2 separate regions of the Homo sapiens genome follow, and region 1 is linked to region 2. A link is a contact called in ENCODE Hi-C or POLR2A ChIA-PET data. All regions are on one chromosome and are shown on one strand. The core of a region is the stretch at or near the end of the contact, and the rest is flanking DNA. Distances in the headings are between cores, read along the strand shown.

Region 1 (2,820 bases), core at 230-2,729, 230 kb after region 2:
AATCTAAGAGTCACTGAAATAGAGTACTTCTATCCAAAGAACCATAGAGATGTTCTGGTTCCTAGAGAGCAAGACATGGTGCACAGACCTGTGGGTGAAACCCGATGGAGACCCATGGGTGAGTAATTCCCATGAACAATGACAGCCCAACAATGCAGTCTTGGGGTCTTCTGGAATCTCCCTCCTTCCTGCTGTTTACTCCCTTATCTCTCATTGAAATTGAATTGGAACTTGAGCATGATTCCTGATAGGAGGCCTCTCTCACTCTCTCTCTCTTTTTTTCTTTTGTAGAGATGGGGTCTTGCTATGTTGCCCAGGCTGGTCTTGAACTCCTGGCTTCAAGCAATCCTCCCACCTCAGCTTCTCAAAGTGGTGGGATTACAGGCTTGAGCCACTGCACCCAGCAGGAGGCCTCTCTGGATCACCAAGGTGGCTGTATCTGGTCTGAGCCAGAGTCCTTGGTGTATCTGGTTGGAGTGGTTGGAGGTGGGCTTCTGGGCCTCCCATTGTTCTTTCTGGCTGTGGCTTACCTTAAAATGCAAAAGTATCAGGATATTTCTCTAATATTCTTAAGCTCTCTGCCTGAGAGAAGAATATCAAGATCTAAGGACAAGCTTTTAGAATATTATAGGAGTGGGGCTGAAACTGCTGCTGTTTTGTGTCCTTAGTCCTCACTCACTCTTGTTCCTAGGAAATGGAAGGCACAAATTACTAGAAAAGCTTCATCAGACTTGAGTCACCACCAAAATGTCCTCGTATACCAGTTTGACCACACTACTCAGATTCCACATTTCCATTTTAACAGAGGCTTCTAAAGATGTCAAAACATCAATCTAAAGAAGTGAATGAAATTGCAGCCTCCCTCCTTGCCTGCCCAGCTGTAGTTAGGGGTTGGTGAGCCATGAGCCGGTGAGTTCCTTCCAGCCTGGGGCCTCATCAGCTGCCAACCAGCCCTTCATAGAAAAGAGCACACGAAGGGTTTTAAAAGAGGAAGATGACAACGGGATGTCTCAGAGATCTGAAAGCATTTTCAAGGGAAAAGGAAACCAAAAAAGGAAAGAAATATGTCATCAACATTTATCTATATATCCTCATCCTGTAGCTGAAACTTTGTTTCATCCAATTCCTGGTGTCATAGTTGTCTAAGGGGCCACATGATTCTCTACCAGGATGGGCCATTCTAGTAAGACTGCACCTGGCCAAAGATAAAGCTGTCTTTACATCTGGACTACTTCTTGGAATGTTTCAGATGGTCTCACATGAGCTCACCTAGAAACGTTTGCAACTCCAGGAAACAGCAGCTGCAAGGAGGAGAAAAGGGAGCTAACAGTTATTGAACAGCTTTGTGAGAGGTCATGTTTAGAAGCTTTTCAAGTGCTTTCTCTTTTTATCTTCTCAACAATCCCACGTGGTATCATCATCCTCATTTTATAGTGAAGGAAACAGATGCTCAGCGATGTTGGGTAACTTGCCCCAGGGCAGAAAGCAGAACTGGTCCTGTTCAGCCCAGGATCAAGCCGGAATTCAAATCCAGATCCTCCTGCCTCTGAAATGCTCTTTTCATAAGATTGAGCTTCAGTATATGTGGCCATCCCATACACTCAGGAAGTGGGGAAGGAGGATGTGGTTCCTGAGCCATGAAATAGTCCAGAGAGAATCTAAGAGACAGAATCAGAAAAACATTAGCCCTACAGTCATCATCAACACACAAGTTGAATAACATCAAGTTTTTAGTCCCAGGCTTCCTGTGGACTATCTTTCTGAAGTCCCCTGCTTGAAGGCCGTGCTGGATGGCCGAGCACTTTGGCATAGGAAGGAGAGGAATTTGTATTTCATTAAACAACAACAACAACAACAATTCAGAATTGTAATTCTCTTTTTTTTTTTTTTTTTGTGACAGTTTTGCTCTTGTTGCCCAGGCTGGAGTGCAATGGCGCGATCTCAGCTCACTGCAACCTCCGCCTCCCAGGTTCAAGTGATTCTCCTGCCTCAGCCTCCCGAGTAGCTGAGATTACAGGCATGTGCCACCACGTCCAGCTAATTTTGTATTTTTAGTAGAGACCGGGTTTCTCCATGTTGGTCAGGCTGCTCTCAAACTCCCGATCTCAGGTGATCCACCGCCTCAGCCTCCCAAAGTGCTGGGATTGCAGGCGTGAGCCACCATGCCAGGCTGAGACAATGAAAAGGTGGACATTTGATGAGCTTGTGTTTCTAACAGTTTATAGAGTTCAGAAACATGGAGATTTGTTTGCATGACACTTTCATTACAGAATTATTATTCAGTTGATTTATTCTTTCATTCCAGATCATTAATATTAACTGATATCAGGGGTGTTAAATATTTAGAGATAGAAAAAGAAATGTATCTAATGAGCAAAAATACATTTTAAGATTTAAAAAAAAAAAGAAATCAAATCTTTGGGATCCAACATGGGACTTTGGACAGCTCAGGATATCCGCTGGTTTCTGCCTGGGATCTGAAGACTGTTTACATTCCAGTGGAATTCCTGGGAAAGTCCAGAGCTCTCACTGCTGTGAAAACAATGGCTTATGGTGATAAACTCTCAACTGCCTCACCCTGAGAAGTGGCAAGGCCTGCAAAGTTTCCCTGGGCAGGATGGACAGGGCCAGGCAGCATTCCTAGGAAGAAATTGCCTTGTTTGCTGCCTTGAGCTGAAACTAAAGCTGGTTTGAAGGCATGCAGACTTCTGCCTGCTGAACCATGACTGGGCTTTGACAAAGGTGACTACTACACCTCTTGTCATCAACAGCTGTCATTGCTGACAATTTCCACAAGGAGTCACAGCCACTCTCTGGGCA
Region 2 (3,153 bases), core at 349-2,848:
CCTCCCGAGTAGCTGGGACTACAGGCATGTGCCACCATGCCCAGCTAATTTTTGTATTTTTGATAGAGATGGGGTTTCACCATGTTGGCCAGGATGATCTCGATCTCTTGACCTCTTGATCTGCCTGCCTTGGCCTCCCAAAGTGCTGAGATTACAGGTGTGATCATTTTCTTAATCTGTGAAATGGGGCTAATAACATCTGCTCTGGCTATTACTCTGGGTTTTTATAATAACAAATGAAACAAAAGATGGATCAAATTAAATGACAGAAAACTAATTACACTACACCATAACAGTGTGCTAGACATACTGTTATGAAACAGTATGTTTAACATGATCCCAACTGGAGGAGTGGGGTAGGAGAGGGGCAGGGGGTGGTGGTGATGAATATTTAAAGGCATAGAAAAAAATGCTAGAAGAATATTTCCCAAAATATTGAGGTGCAATTTTGGGGAGATGATCTAGAGCAATAATTTTTTTTTCTTAATGTTCTGCAAATTTCCCCAAAATTTCTCACGTAAACGTGAATTACCTATATAATCAGAAAAAAAGTGAATGTTTAGAAGTACACTGTAGATTGAGAGGCTGCACCTTCTCCCCCTCGCTGGGTGGCCTCACTTGCACTCTGTTGCTTGATCCTTGGCTGAACAAATCAACAACACAAACTAACAACAACACAAATACATAGACTATGACAAAGTAAGGAATTATCATGATGGGCATTAATAAGCAGCGGGAGGCCTCTGTCTTTGGTTTTGTAAAATGTGATTTTGAGTATTCTGTCAGCACTTAGGGGCTTTTGAAATATTATATTGTGTCAGGGCTTAGCAGTGGAAATAAGCCAAGAAAAGGTGCCTCAAAATTGCCTGAAAGCAGATGACAGAAGCAGTTTGCTTTGCTGGGGATCCTCAGCCTCTGTCACTTTGGGGCTGCACAGTGGAGGGAGGTGGCAGGAGCATTGCTGTGGGTGGCAGAGGCCTGTCTTAATGCCAGTTTCTGCAGTGAATGCTGCAAACATCAAGAATGCAGAAGTGGCCCAGGCAGGCTCATTGGCACTCTAAACAAAGCCCGACCCAAATTGAATGTGGAAATGAACTTTGAGGAAGAGTGTAAGGATGTGGACAAGTTTGGCTTTCTTTATAAAGTGACCGCTATCTTTCCTATATTTAAAATTTACAGAAAGAAACTGCTACATTTTTCCTTCAGGCCATGGTAAAGGTTAGAAGTATGAAGTATGAAGTATATTTTCCAAAATGCAAACCTTTCTTGTTTTTCAAAGCAAATACAAGCTGTTTTATGAAGAAGTGCTGGCAAAAGTCCAGAAACTAGCACAGAACTGAAATCAAGGTTGAAAAGAAACGATTCAAAGGAAAACATCTATTTAAGTGGGAACCACACCAACACGTGGGATTTGGCTCCCACCGGAGGCAGCCCGCAGACACCAGGTGTCACGTTTAACTGATAGTGCTTGTTGCTGACCCTGTGGGTGGCAGGAAGGAAGAGGAGTGACTGTGGCATTCGGCAGAGGATGAGCTTTGTCCTATCACTGGCACAGAAGCTGAATTCTTAGATGGCTCGACCACGGGGTTGTGTGGTGAAAAGGGGGATTTCCACTTTCAAAAATAGTATGACTTCAGTTAGGCTTGAAATTGCCTTTTTGGGAAGTTTATTATATTTAGAAACCCCCATTCTCCCCACCCCCCAGTGGCTTTTAAAGTCCATCTGCAGCATGGCACAAGTCTTCAAAAGTTTATTGACTTAATTTACCCCGGGGTTTGGAATCAAGATGTTTTCTTAAAATGTCTGAAACAACCATTGCATTGACAAAAATACATTTTAATTAAAATGCTGAAAGTAGTAAAATGGCAAGGGACCTTTTTTCCTCTTCAGAGTTCTCTCTACTTTTCAAATTGCCTATTTTGTGGTTTTCACAAAGGGTATTGATATCCCAACTCTGGGCAGTGTGCTCTGCTTGCTAGCTTCTGGGAGCCACTGCCTGGAGTCAGGCAGCCACAGGAATCTCCATGTCACCTAGGATGTCAATTACACAAACTGCAAAAGTAGAATCAACTAAAAAAATTCAATAATGAGCATTTTTGTTTAAAAAGTAAACATCAATGTATTGCATTTAGAAGAAAAAAAATCCTTGTAAAATGTAGTAGTCCCGTAAGGAAAGATGAGTTTTCAAAGATGAGCTTTTCATGGAGGCTAAGATGACAGCCCGCTTCCAGTTCAGCAGGAGCCCCTTGGTATGTTTGGCCACCCAGCACAGTGCAATGTGAGAAGGCAGGCAGATTATGTATCGTGGATTTAATTTTGGATTTAGGGAGGCACATGGTCTGCCCAATTCAGTTTCCATTTTTTTCTGTCCTCCCTGAAAACAACTTTCTGTGCAACTTCAATGTGCTGTTCCTCTCAATAACTCCAGCCTGTGGCTAATTTGGACCAGGACAAGGAGAAAAGCTCTTTCTTGCTATGAGTTGCTAAAGGATTCATAGAAGCTAATTCTTCGCCTCCATTTGAAAAGTGGAAGGAAGGTAAAGAATTCCTACTGATCTCCTGTTTCCTACCTTGGAGCAGTGATGTCAAACTCTGTAATCAGTGGTAGTAGCTTTGCATCACATTACTTCAAAATATCTCCTTTACCTGATCACCATTAACTTGAAATCGCTGATTTTTTGGGTGCAATCTCTGCCCCAAGTTTCCACAGAATGTTTTATAACAAATCTTTTGGGTTTTTTTCTTCCCAACTTATTAATCATTTGCCAGCATAAGCAGTAACATGACCAGCAGACAGTCTTTTTGGGTAAACCTCTGACTACCTTTCTCTGTTGGTGGAATTTAGGAACCATGTGTAGCAATGCAACAACTGAGCCTGCCAATCTCTAATGAGAGCTTGGGACATTTCAGGCTACTCTTTGGCCTTAAATTCCTCTCCTCTCATGGAAACTTTCCTTTCATCTATCCTATCCTTTTCCAAGGCACATTCCAAGATGTTGACCAACTGATCTATTAATGAGCTTCTGGGAGTAAGTGAAAGGGAATTTAGGTGCTTATAAATGAAGTCTTACAAGCCCAACCCCTTTGTTGACTCAGAGGGCTGTAACTACAGCTGGCACGGGGGAGGGGAACTGGTCCTGGCAGGTCAGGATA

What was found. Hi-C counts contacts between places; a loop is a spot of excess contacts on that map. ChIA-PET counts read pairs that join two places held with the same protein, here RNA polymerase II (POLR2A). Pooled maps may share reads with other maps.
Region 1: a pooled map shows a loop between it and region 2 (2.3-fold over the local background). The contact joins two enhancer-like sites. A Hi-C loop is called at or near these places in 5 of 168 maps with a recorded cell type or tissue (CD4-positive, alpha-beta T cell, CD8-positive, alpha-beta T cell, GM12878 and 2 more), 4 of 37 single-sample maps with no recorded cell type and 10 of 50 pooled maps. POLR2A ChIA-PET finds 5 or more read pairs at or near these places in 11 of 52 experiments (CD4-positive, alpha-beta T cell, GM12878, MCF 10A and 7 more).

Annotation. Positions count from the first base shown.
Region 1 is chr6:137,697,515-137,700,334 of GRCh38, reverse strand. LOC124901411 (a long non-coding RNA gene) reads right to left here. Exons shown (of 2, transcript XR_007059789.1): 2 at 1-1,658. Among named protein-coding and RNA genes, the nearest start is that of LINC03004, 33 kb to the right of the region's middle. RefSeq lists enhancers at 962-1,091, 1-1,101. Within about 2 kb of position 1,479, at least 7 of the 41 ENCODE cell types and tissues checked have a DNase peak (open chromatin) inside an H3K27ac peak, as active enhancers do; they include PC-9, where a contact is called at or near this core.
Region 2 is chr6:137,926,321-137,929,473 of GRCh38, reverse strand. No RefSeq gene overlaps it. Among named protein-coding and RNA genes, the nearest start is that of LINC02865, 17 kb to the left of the region's middle. RefSeq lists enhancers at 1,510-1,749, 2,595-3,153. Within about 2 kb of position 1,598, at least 12 of the 41 ENCODE cell types and tissues checked have a DNase peak (open chromatin) inside an H3K27ac peak, as active enhancers do; they include PC-9, where a contact is called at or near this core.